Linked DNA regions of Mus musculus: region 1 is linked to region 2. The links are chromatin loops, found by intact Hi-C in ENCODE. Cell type or tissue: left cerebral cortex. All regions are shown on one strand. Each heading gives the region's core, and the rest is flanking DNA. Links, peaks and the distances in the headings are about the cores only.

What was found. Peaks named below come from ENCODE experiments on the same cell type or tissue, not always from the same donor. Only the 100,000 strongest peaks of a DNase experiment are listed, where the experiment ranks them.
Region 1: it touches region 2 in a loop (3-fold over the local background); 6 of 42 quality-filtered maps call a loop at or near these places.

Annotation. Positions count from the first base shown.
Region 1 is chr11:97,738,287-97,744,817 of GRCm38, forward strand. Pip4k2b (phosphatidylinositol-5-phosphate 4-kinase, type II, beta) reads right to left here and starts at 6,418. Exons shown (of 10, transcript NM_054051.1): 1 at 6,160-6,418. The coding sequence starts at 6,318. In left cerebral cortex, for the core only: a CTCF peak has its summit at 2,754 (motif pointing left); DNase peaks (open chromatin) are centred at 2,135, 3,233 and 5,384; H3K4me3 peaks cover 1,483 bases; H3K27ac peaks cover 323 bases.
Region 2 is chr11:97,629,341-97,635,587 of GRCm38, forward strand. Epop (elongin BC and polycomb repressive complex 2 associated protein) reads right to left here and starts at 376. Exons shown (of 1, transcript NM_175332.3): 1 at 1-376. In left cerebral cortex, for the core only: a CTCF peak has its summit at 2,782 (motif pointing right); DNase peaks (open chromatin) are centred at 464, 1,138, 2,365 and 2,750; H3K4me3 peaks cover 795 bases; H3K27ac peaks cover 2,651 bases.

The DNA.
Region 1 (6,531 bases), core at 664-5,663, 110 kb after region 2:
GCCTATAGTCCTGGCCATTTAGAAGACCAAAACTGGAGGGGATCATGAGTTCAAGACCAGCCTGCACTGGGCTTCCAAGCAAGTTCAAGGCCAGTGTTGGCAGTTTTGAAAAACAGGTCTCTAATCTCAGGAGGCAGACAGAGCTCAGTGAGTTCGAGGCCAGCCTGGTCTACAGCGTGAGTTCCAGGACAGCCAGGGCTACACAGTGAAACCCTGTCTCAAACAAAAACAAAAACAAACAAACAAAAAGGAAAAAAGGAAGGAAGAGAAAGAAGACTCTCAAAGGGTTTAAAAAGAGGTGTGGGAAGTGGGTGGGCTGAAGTTGGACGTCTGTTACCAAGTCTGATAGCCTGAGTCCCATCCCAAGAACCCTCGGGCTGGATGGAAAAACAGACTCCTAAAAGTTGTCCTCTAACCTCCACCCACGAGACCACACCCACAGGATCATAAATAAATAAATGAATGTCTTAGAATAAAACGGTGAGGAGCTGAGGTGGCAGGACAGACAAACAAACAGACAAACAAGGCTGAAGAGATGGCTCAGTGATTAAGACGTCTTCCAGAGGTCTTAAGTTCAATTCCCAGCAACATTATAACCATCTCGAATGAGATCTGGCGCCCTCTTCCGGCCTGCAGGCATACATGCAGGCAGAACACTGGATACATGATAAATTACTATTTTAAGTAAAGAAAATAAAATGAAGAGGCTGGCAGTGCAGCTCAGTAGCAGAGCACTTACCTAGAATACCAAGGTTCTGAGTGCAACACCCAATACAAGTACAAAGATTAACTGAAAAAGTTAACAGTTGCTGTATTGACTAAATCCCAGGTGGGCGCTTTGTAAGATTGTAGTCAGTGTGCACGTGTGCCTGGGTGAGTGCGCAGGAAGATCCTTTATGGGCCCATTGAACAGTTCAGATGACAGAGCAGCCCAATAAGGATGGAGAGGACCCAGGGTTAGAGAGATGGTTAAAAAGCACTTGTTGCTCTTACAGGGAACTCAGGTTCAGTTCCCAGCACTCAAGTCTGAAACTTCAATCCCAGAACCTCTGACACCCTCTCCTGGCCTCTGCGGGTATTACAGGCAGGCAAAACATAAAAGAAAAACAAGTACTTAGGTAAAAAGAATGGAAAGGATGAAAGCCCAGAGAATAAGCCAAGATCTGGCTGAATGATAGTCCTGTCTCAGAGGCTCCCTGCTTCCCCCAGGGCGAATTAACTACTCAGGCCTGTGTGCATCTTTATAAGCTAAGTATCACATCCAGGGTAAATTTGTTTATTTATTGTTTATTTGTTTGTTTATCATGGGTCCCAAGGCACACGTGTGTAGGTCAGAGGACAACTAACAGGAGCCATTTTTCCTCTTCCCTCCACTACGTTGAGTCCCAGGAACTGAACGCCCATGGTCAGGCTTGGTAGCAGACGCCTTTACCTGCAGCAGAGCCGCCTCGTAGGCCAGGTAATTATTTCTTTCCATGTCTGATTTCTCCCCTTGGCTGAGAACCCTTAGCACATGATGGGAACCAAAGGCTGCTCGATAAATGTTAAGGCTGAAGGATAAATGAGCAGGGGGAGGGGAAAGGCAGGAGTTGGGGGGGGGGGGTGTCTAAAGGATGAAGGTGAGCAGAAAGAAAAACCCAGGGAGACAAGCAACTGTCTTGTAACTGTCCTGTAACTGTACCAAATCTCCCTGTCTGGAGGATGGGAAAGGTTAAGCTTAGCTGTTGAGGCTATGGCCGTACTCTGAAGCCTCACATACCAGAAAGAGAAAAATAAATTGTACTTGGCAGACAGGGGGAACTTAAAGTTTTGTGACCGAAGAGGTCCCAGGAGATGTGCGCTTGCTTTATTATCCACACGGTCCTGAGCCTATCTCTTCCCCCTTTCAAAGCAACCAGCGCATCGTGGGACACAGACCCACTGGAATGCCAGGCTCAGCACACCACACTGGAAGGCAAGTCTGTTGCATCTCCTCATGTAAATGGTTTTTGGATTATCCACATGATTAACTCCAGGAGCCATGAGCATAAATAATACAGGGGCTAAGGAAGCTGAGTAACAACCCAGGCTGGGCACGGTGGCTCACACTTCCGCACCGGGGAGGAGGAAGCAGGAAGACTGCATGCCAGACAGCGAGCGAGAAAGATCCTGGCTCAAAAGAAAAGAGACTGGGCCCTGTGGAGGCGGGGACTTCCCAGCTGCTTAGGAAGACTGCAAACCCAGGGCCTGCCTGGGATACAGAAGAAGTTTTGGCCACCCTGTGCAACTTAATGAGACTTCATTAAAAAAAAAAAAAAAAAAGTGGATAGGGGGCTAAGGATGTAACTCAGTAGGTAGAGGATGCCTGGCATATACCTACAGGGCTCTAGGGCATGACACCCAGCACTGCATAAAACTGAGAGTAGCAACAGATATACCAATGTAAATCGAGCACTCAGAAGGTAGAGGCAAGAGTTTCAGGAGTTCAAGGTCATGCTGAGTTTTAGAGGCCAGCTTGAACCAGGGAATCAGGACTCCATTGCTCCTGGGGGGCGGCTAGCCTTACTTGAAGGTTCTTTTTCTTCAGATGCCTGGTATGACACTATATCTTAAAGTTAGAAAAGAAAAAGAAAAGGATGGGCTGGAGAGATGGCGCAGCAGTTAAGAGCACTGACTGCTCTTCCAGAGGTCCTGAGTTCAAATCCCAGCAACCACATGGTGGCTCACAACCATATGTAATGAGATCTGATGCCCTCTTCTGGTGTGTCTGAAGACAGCTACAGGATACTCATATGCATAAATAAAAAAGAGAAAGAAAGAAAGAGAGGGAGAGAGAGAAAAAGAGAGAGAGAGAGAGAAAGAAAAAAAGAAAAGGAGAGAGAAAAAAAAGAAGTGCTTGCCTGGAAGGTACAAGGCTCTGGGTTCATATCGCAGGACCACAAAAAACAAACAAGCCAACAAATACATAAATGAACTAACAAATAATCACAATTTGTTTTTAAATGCACAAAGGGTTTAATAGACATTCTCCAAAGAAAATGTACAATGGCCAGCACAAATGGAAGGATGCTTAACAACATGAGTTACCAGAGAAATGCAAATCAAAAAAAAAAAATCACAAGGAGATACTGTTGCCCACTGGAATGCCTATGCTAAAAAAGAAGGGGAGCAAGGATCTGGAGTAACCGCGTCACAGGCTGCTGGCGGAAACGCACAACGGTATAGCCGGTATAGCCACTCCGGGGAAGAGCTGGCGGTTTCTCAAAAGAGTAAATACAGAGTTACCATCAACTGCCACCACTCTTCCTCATGATGTGCCACGTCTATGTGGTTCCTAAAGGGACCCACAACCACCAGACGGGGAGGCCTTCCAGTGCTGCATTCCTTCAGAGAGAACCCAGACCCTCTGAAGTACCCAAGCTTCATCCGCTGAGACCCCAGGTGACTTTTTCTTTCCTCACTAGTCCTCCTCTGTCGGGTCTAACATCCTCTCTACCCTCTTTGCCTCCACTGAGGGACACAAGGGGCTGAATGTCTTATCCAGGGACTCCCTTAATTACACTGAGTTCAAATGCCTCTCTCAAAGCAAAAACAAGCCAGTTCTTTTTATTGATTGATTGATTGACTGTTTGTTTTCGAGACAGGGTTTCTCTGTGTAGCCCTGGCTGTCCTGGAACTCACTTTGTAGACCAGGCTAGCCTCGAACTCCGAAATCTGCCTGCCTCTGCCTCCCAAGTGCTGAGATTAAAGGCGTGCGCCACCACTGCCCAGCTTTTTTTTTTTCTTTTTTTTTCTTTTAAAGGTTTCTCTTTTCCACTCAGAAGTAAAGAAAGCAACTAGCTCATGAGAAGGTAGCTGGCTTTTGCTGAAGACATGGGCATTCCCATCCAATATGCCATCTTAGCTCTAGACCAGCATGACTGAAGGCTTTAAACACTGAGACCCCGAAGGACTGAAGGGAAGGTGGTATCTGAAATCTTAAGTGGCAAAGAGGTGTAACAGGGCACTTCTGAAGAAAGGGAACCCTCGAGGGAGGCCAGCCACCCGCCAGGAGCAACTGGGCCCTGATGCCCTGGAGAAACGGCAAGATGTTATGGCCTTCTGGGCACACATATCTCACAGGGCACCTCGACACCTTATGGTAGAACAGAAGGAAGCAAGCCAGCTAACTCACTAACTACCTAACCTTCAAAGCTCACCCATACAGGGCAGTGGTGCTCCAGGTCCTCCTCCCACCTGTATGCAGATCCCTGTGGATCCTGGAAAGTCAGGGCTTTTCCAGCTAGCCCACCAAACTTCCTTCAAGTTAGCAAAGGGCAACAGTAACCACCATGCTCTCTTGCCCTCAGTTTTCCATCAGATGCCCAGGTCTTCGCAGACTTATTGCTTGCCCATGAGAAAACCAAATACCATCCAAATACCATATACAATCCCAGGAACCGGCATGCCCAGTGAGTGTGCGCGTGTGCACACACACACACCTTTCCCCAGTATATATTCAAGTTGAGATGCTTGGTCATGGCTGAGAGAGTAAAAGGAACAAAAGGCCTGTCACTCAAGAACCGCCACTAACCAACAGAGCCTCTTGGTGCTGGACAAGGAACTGTATCTTCACGGCAAGCATAGGCAAGCTACCCCCGAGCCAAAGGCTCTGTTCGGTCTCCGGAGTGAAATGAAGTTACCCACCTTCAGGCTTTTGCTACAGGATGCTTTCTAGTGAGAGGCCAGATGTCAAACAAAATCAAGGAGTGACTCCCAGAAAGGGATGCAGGGTTCACAATTTGCTGACCCAGTTTCCCTGGGAATGTCAGATGACCCCCGAAGCAAGAGGAGCAAGCTCTGCTCACTGTTGATGTCCAGCTCCTTTAGAGGTCCGGGCATCCCACTTCCCGGCCAGGACACTCATTAAGCCCAGGGATTCCATGGAAAAGGGGAATGTGCCCAAGACTAAGAGGCCTGAGAGGACCTCACAAACACATGCGCTCTTCTCTAAGACGTGGAGATCTACGCTGGTGTAGGTGGCTGTCCCTCAATCTCTAGCCAAAGGACCCTCTAGGTCTTCTACCAAAGCAAGAGAAAATGAAGTCTCCCTGACCCTGGGTCCCTGGGTCATTGTTTGGTCTTGTAGACAATTTCAAGTGTTCAGAAAAGTCATGGAGCCTAAAGAATGAAATCCGAAGGAGACCCGACCCGTTATCCTCCCCCCACCCACCCCCATTCTAAACTTGTGGCTGGTGGAGTCAGCACCTCAGGTCTTTTCACTTCCTCTGTTTGCTCTCAGTGTAGGGACTCACAAAGAAACGGTGAGAAGGCAGAGAGCAAGCCACCGAAAGAGAGCAGATCCCAAACAAACAGCACATAAACAGAGCCAACCAGCTAACGTCGGCCACATCCAACTTCTTGGCAGAGGCTGCTGCACCATCCCAAAGCACCCAGGACCCAAAGGACCACTCATCTGAGACAGTAATCACCATTATCACACCCTGGAAAACCATACGAGAAGTCAATGGCTTTGAAACATCACAGAAGAACGAGGAAGATACATTATTTCCATAACCAAGTCTACACTCCCTCGGGCCTTGTGCTCGCACTTATCCTTCATCCATGGGAACACAAGTCAAGTGTCTGTGGTTTGGAGAAGTCTCTGCTTCTCCAGTTGATACGTCTTCATGAAGAAGAAGAAGAAAAAAAGGAAACCCAGAGAGGATGTCCACAGTCAGGGGTAAGGAGGCCTAGAAGATGGGAAACTTTGAGCAGCCATACCACCCAAAGGACCACAAACAGGAACATTCAGGCAAGCCAGTCCCACTTGCCCTGTCAACTGAGCAATGATGTGGTAGCCAGCTATAAGAGACAAGCGGAATAGCCATGCAACAAACACGCTGAGGGTAGAAGCAGCGTCGTTGCAGCACCCAGGCCTTCCCTCGGAAGCTCCGGGGTTGCACGGAGCCAGCATACGGACACAAGAAGCCAGAGGGGCTGGAGCGAAGGGGAAACGACGACGGCATAGCACGGGGACACCAGGCCTCGCGTGGCGAACGGGGAGTGCACGCCCGGCCGGACAGCGTGCACGGGTGGGCGGGCATGCAAGTGGCTCGGCGGAAGGGTTGCAGGCGTCACCCGCGGGGCGAGCGTGGCGAGGCCGGAGGGAGTGGGGGCGCGCACGGGGAAGCTGGTTACCGTGTGGTTCACCCCCCACATCAGGACGCTGAGAATCGGCTCGCTGGCCCGGAATAGCTTCACTTTCTGGCACACGAAATGCTTCTTCTTGGTCTTGGTTTTGCTGGCGCTGAGCGGCGCCACCGCCACCGCCGTGGTGCTGGTGCAGTTGGACGACATGCCCGGGGCGGCGGCGGCGGCGAAAGGGGGGGCGGCGGAGACAGCGCACCAGCGAGCGGCCCCAGGCCTCCCCCGAACCGATCCCCACCCCCGCTGCCTCACCGAGCCATGGTCGCGCCCGTCCCGTTACCTCCCCACCCCGCCCCGGTGGTTCCGTCCGCCCCACGCCCCGCCCTCGCTGCGCCGGCCCGCCCCGCCCCGCCCCGCCCCGGG
Region 2 (6,247 bases), core at 127-5,126:
GCGGCCCGAAGAGCCTGCGGGCCAGGGGAACATCGCCCCCCGTCGACGGGGAGGTCTGTGCTCACGGGCGTCCGGGGCCCACCACCAAGAGCCCGCGGCGGCGCTCCGGCTCTCTCCTCGGTATCGTCACGCGGCCCTCGCCGCGGCCGGACTCCTGGGTCCCCGCGCGTCCCCGGTGCGATCGGTCGCGCTTCCTGCCGCCGCGTTCCCGGCGCAATGCCCGGCACGATCACCCCTCAACGCCGAGGCGGGGGCAAACAAAGCAGCCGGCGCTCGCCGCCGGCGGGAAGGACCCCGGCCCGGCGCCCGGTGCCCGGGCCCAGCGGCGGGGAGGGCGCCTTCCGCCCTCTCAGCTTCTTTCTTCCCCGCTGGCTCCGGAGACCGCGTTATAGAGAACTGCCCCCTCGCTGCCCCAATACCAGCGCCGCGGCTGCGAGCCCGCCTCTGATTGGGCGCTGCTGCTCTGACGTCACGTAGACCCCACCCCTCTGGCGGCACGGCCCCCGTCCCCATTCCGCACACAGACACACACACGTGGACCCGGAGCTGCTGGGCTGGAGGGCGGAGAGCAGGGACGCGTGGATCTAGGCGCGCGCGGGTGGAAGTGCGAGGGGCCAGACGCACGGCTCCTGGTGGCCTGTTGATGGCCTGGGATCGTTTTAGCTGGTCGCAGGTCCAGTCACTTGTTTACCCAGTAGAAGTCGCGGTTTTTCCGCATCTGTAAAATGGGAAAGTTTGTTTCAGCCCTTTGGAAGAAAATGGTGCTCCGTGAATTCAGAGAGACAAACTCAAAACCAACGTAGAGGAAAAAGATGAAGCCGAGCGTCGGTGGCTTAAGAGCTTGGTGTAGCAAGGAGTCGCTTGCTAAGAGTGTCCTGTGGTCTTTGCTCAGGGCCGGTAGAACAGGGGCCTGGCACTCGGGAACTCAAAAGCAAACAAAAACGCTTGTAGAGTGAATGATTAGGAATTCGCTATATATGTGCAAGATTCATAAAAGAAAAAAATAAATTTGGAGAAAGGGGAGCTTCGACACACCCACGGAAGACAATAAGCTGACTTTCTCTCCGTACTTGTTTCCTTTTCTTGGTGAAGTATGGAAGTGCCCCACATCTTAACGGAATTCCAACGCGCTGGCACCGTTGGGAGCCTCCAGATCCCAGGACTCGACCATCTGGATCCTGAGCGACCTGAATGGGTGGAAAAGACCAAAAACCTTACTCTCCATCCACAAACAAAAAGTGAATAATTTCCAGAACATGCTCTGATAATGTACACATCTCTCACATCTCTTCCCCTCTAGTTCCTACACAGCCTGCTCATTTGTGAAACTGGCTTGTTCCTTAGTGCTGACCTCTCCTCGGAGTCTAGAAAGAGCTGGTGCCCTGGCTGCACAGTCGAGCCCAGCGGCCAGTAGAGCATCCAGTCTTGATCACTGCTATATCCCTACTGCCCAAACGGCACAATAAACATTTGTGAGTCTTTGGGCTATTCATCGTCATCCTAAAATCAGGTTAGAAACAGCTGCTTTTCATCTGCAGAAGTACACGAGATTTATATGTTGGCTTGGACTAGGGGTAGGATGAGACTGAGGGATACAGATTTTTCTTCTGAGCCAGGGCAAAAGAAAGCTCTCCCTCCCTCGCTGATAGGGTCTCACCCACCATGTGGCCTGGAACTCCAGCGTCTGGCTTCACCCTCCCGAGTGCTACACTTAACATGTACAATCGCTTTTTCTGTACCAGGACAAATGATGCAGCTTGCATCCTCATCCTCCCAGCGGTGACAATAGACACACTGTTTTTCTAAATAACATCAAACAAGACCTGAGAAGAAAGGGATGGGAGGATGGGCCCCCCCCCCCCCCACACACACACCCTTTCCTTGGCAGAGACCCAAGGTAAAGCTTCAAAGTGGGACTTACTGATGAAGAGGGTTCAATATTCTGATCTCCCACTTCCCCTACCCCAGGTTTCCTCTAAGGAACAGCTGTCATGAAGTGGGTGGGTCCCTCTGGGGTCCTGCCAGGTCACATGTTTGAACTGGATCTAACCTCCAGGCTCCTTTGCCCATAGAGCCCTCACCCTACTTTAATCTCTCTCTCTCTATCTGGAAGACATTATAGAAGGTGGGTGATCTGCACTAGGGAGGGGGTTGGAAGCCTTAGCAGGATGTTTTTGGCTTAGAGAGAGAGACATCTAACTCCATGCTCTTCTCTAGGTTCTGTGACAGATGTCTGAGATCAGCCTTGGCCCACTGCAGGAGCTTGGCCTGGGAGGCTCCTTTCTCTTCCCCGTTTTCTGGTGTCTCTCGAATTTGCAGCCCTGCACCCAGCACGGTGTGGATCTCTGTGTGAATAAATCAGGGAAAATTATATAACAATGCAGCTCCCAGGCTTCTCCCTTCTCCCACTCCAAAGCTGCCAGCTCCCCAACCCTGAGATAAGGGTTTTAATGAAGGGGTCAACACGGTTAAAGAGTTCTCCCCTGGAGGAGAAATTCCCTCCACCTTCCCTTCCCGGAATACATGGAAGCAGTTAAAAACACTGTGGGGAATGGGTATATGCCACAGTTGAAATGACCCGACGTCAAGGTACCATCTTTTTCAGAAGACTTGGTGGGGGCGGCTATGATTGCCCAGATACGCTGTGTCTCAACGTCCCTTTCAGAAAATGGGACAACTGTGCTTTTCTCACAATATCAACAGCAGGGCTGAACGCGAAGTTTCCCAGCACCAATCCCCTCACGTGGGCCGACCCAACTGCTGCACTTCCCACAGTGAACAGTAGAGGGCACTCGCCCCCATCCTCCGCCTACCACAGGATGGGTGGCTGCTTCCCCTACAGACACAAGCTGGGTGCGAGGAACTGTTTGACGCCACTCCAGAGGGAAGGACAAAAGAAATAGGAAAGGCCCTTGGGGGGGGGGGGAGGTGGCTAGCCCAGAAGACAGTTCTCCTTCGAAGCCCATCTAGTTCTTAACCAAGGGAGAAGGGAGCATGTTCAGGGATTTTGAAGGGAGGGGCCTCCCAGGATCTCCCAGGGTAAACTTTTTCCTTGAACTGTCCTAGCCTTCCAGGCCGAACTTCCCAGCATTATTTTTTTTAAGATTTATTTATTTTATGTATATGAGCACACTGTAGCTGTCTTCAGACACACCAGAAGAGGGCATTGGATCTCATTACGGATGGTTGTGAACCACCATGAGGTTGCTGGGAATTGAACTCAGGACCTCTGGAAGAGCAGTCAGTGCTCTTAACCGCTGAGCCATCTCTCCAGCCCCACTTCTCAGCATTTCGTGTTTACTAATCTGTAAGAATTCTGCTACTTATTGCCCAGATCTGCTCTTCTAGCACAGACACTGTTTCTTGGTTTGTTCAGTTCCGTGACAATTGGTAGCCTGTGCTAGCTACAAACTCCAGATCCTCCTGCCCTGAACCTTCAAAGTAGCTGGGATTATAAGTGTCTACCACCACATATACTTTGTTTTTAAATTTATTTTTGTGTGAACGTATGGAATGTTCCTGTATATTCAAAGGCACATGACTGTGTACGCACATTGTCAAAATCAGAGGTCAGCCTCCACTGTTGTTCCCCAGGAGCCTTCCGCTTTTTGAAATTTTTGCTTTTTTTGTTTTGTTTTGTTTTGTTTTTTTTCGAGACAGGGTTTCTCTGTGTAGCACTGGCTGTCCTGGAACTCACTTGTAGACCAGGCTGGCCTAGAACTCAGAAATCTGCCTGCCTCTGCCTTCCAAGTGCTGGGATCAAAGGCGTGTGTCACCACTGCCCAGTGAAAATTCTGCTTATTTTTTTTAAATTTATGTATTTATTATATGTAAGTACACTGTAGCTGTCTTCAGACACTCCAGAAGAGGGAGTCAGATCTCATTATGGATGGTTGTTAGCCACCATGTGGTTGCTGGGATTTGAACTCAGGACCTTTGGAAGAGCAGTCGGGTGCTCTTACCTGCTGAGCCATCTCACCAGCCCCCAATTTTGCTTATTTTTATGTAGTTATATGTTACACCTTGGTTTTGAGATAGGGTGTTTCTTCGGGCCCTGAGGCTTGAGGATCAGGAGGGGATGGCTGGTCAGTCAGTGGGTCCCAGGAGTCAACCTGACTCTACCCTCACCCCCGAACCCCCCGACCCCCCTACCCCCATCCAAGGAATTACGAAACCAGGCCACCACACTGGGGCTTTTAAAATATTTACTCTTTATTCTTACTTACTATTGTTTTTGTATGCATGGGAACAGGTGCCATGCTGCATATGTTGAAGGCAGGGGACAGTTCTGTAGAGTTGGTATCCAAGGTGACTTACATGGACTCCGGAGGTCATGCTCAGTCCTAGTGCTGATTCCGCCATCGCCCCAGACCTTAGATACGAGCTTTCCTGATACATAAATCCATACTGAACCCAATGGCTACTTAAACATTTCCCCCCAGCACTCTGGAGGCTGAGGTAGACAGAGAGATCTGAGTTTGAGGACAACCTGGTCTACAGAGTAAGTTCCAGAACAGCCAGGGCTACACAGAGAAACTCTGCCTCAAATACAAAGAAAGGAAGAAAGGAAGAAAAAAAGAAAGAAAGAAAGAAAGAAAGAAAGAAAGAAGAAAGGGAGGGAGGGAGGGAGGGAGGGAGCAAGCCCTGTACCATCATGAGGGCTTAATTAAACAAAAGTAAACTCACATCTTCGTGATCTAATCCTAGGCTGAGGAACTGCTTGCCTAGCAAGAGGCCCTGGGTTTGATTCTCAGTACTATGTAAAGCAAGCCAGAGCGATGGCTCATCAGAAAAAGACACCACCGAGCCTCAGGTCAGTCCCTAGATCCCACATGTTAAAAGGAGAAAGATGACTAGTGCAAATTATCTTCCATCTTCCTGCAACATTGATGATGGGGAGGAGGAGGAGGAGGAGGAGGATAAAAACAGCCATGGTGGGCCACACCTGTAACCTCAGCTCTCAGGGATGGAGGCCAGAGACTCAGGAGGTACAGGCCATCCTCAGCTACATACATAGTCAATTCAGAGTCAACCTGGGCTACATGATATTTTCTCTTGGGATCAAAATCCATTTTTAAAAAATATTTATTTATTATATGTAAGTACACTGTAGCTGTCTTCAGACACTCCAGAGGAAGGCATCAGATCTCATTACAGATGGTTGTGAGCCACCATGTGGTTGCTGGGATTTGAACTGAGGACCTTTGGAAAAGCAGTCAGTGCTCTTAACCACTGAGCCATCTCTCCAACCCCCAAAATCCAATTTTATTAGTAAGATATCACTTACCGGGCGGTGGTGCGCATGCCTTTAATCCCAGCACTTGGGAGGCAGAGGCAGGCGGATTTCTGAGTTCGAGGCCAGCCTGGTCTACAAAGTGAGTTCCAGGACAGCCAGGGCTATACAGAGAAACCCTGTCTCAAAAAAAAAAAAAAGTAAAATATCACTTATGAGAATTCGTATTCCCATTTGCAGTAACTCCCATCCCCAAGCCCAGGGGACCAGTCTACTTAATGGCTGAATAGAGCTCCCATCTCTGGACACATCTTAGGAATGGAACTGTGTGGTCTTTTGTCCTGGCTTCTTTCATAAAAGTATAATGGTTTTGAGGCTTTTCCGTACACAAGTGATCACTCATGGACTGGTAGTTTATTCCTTTTTGCTACTGGGTGACATCTCAGTGTATGAATGGGTAGACCCTGCTTGGCTTACCCAGTCACATTTGGGTTGTTTTTTACTTCTTGGTTATAAATAATACGATCATGAACACTCGAATTTAAGTTTCTGTCTGTGTACCTCAGTGGTAGAACATTTTATTTAGCATGTCCAACGGCCTGGGTTTCATTCCTAGCACTGCAAGGCAGACAGACAGACAGACAGACACACACACACACACACTGTTTTGTTGAAGCAGGGTCTCTATAACTTCAGAATCACTATGAAGGAGACTGGCCTTGAACTTTGAACTCCTGGTCTAGGATTTAAAAATATTTTAAGGGTCTAGGGAGAGGTGGTTCCGTGTGTAAAGTACTTCCTGTGGAACCGGGAGACCTGAGTTTGGATTCCCAACACCCATGTAAAACGGTGAGGGAGGTAGCAAGAGCCTATAACCCTAGTGCTGCGAAGCAGAGACCAGAGGATCCCTGGTGTTATTCAACCAGCTGGTGCCATTCAGTGAACTCCAGGGTCAATGAAAGATTCTGGTTCAAAAAGTATGCAAATATGGTGGGTATCTGCAGAGGAAGGTAC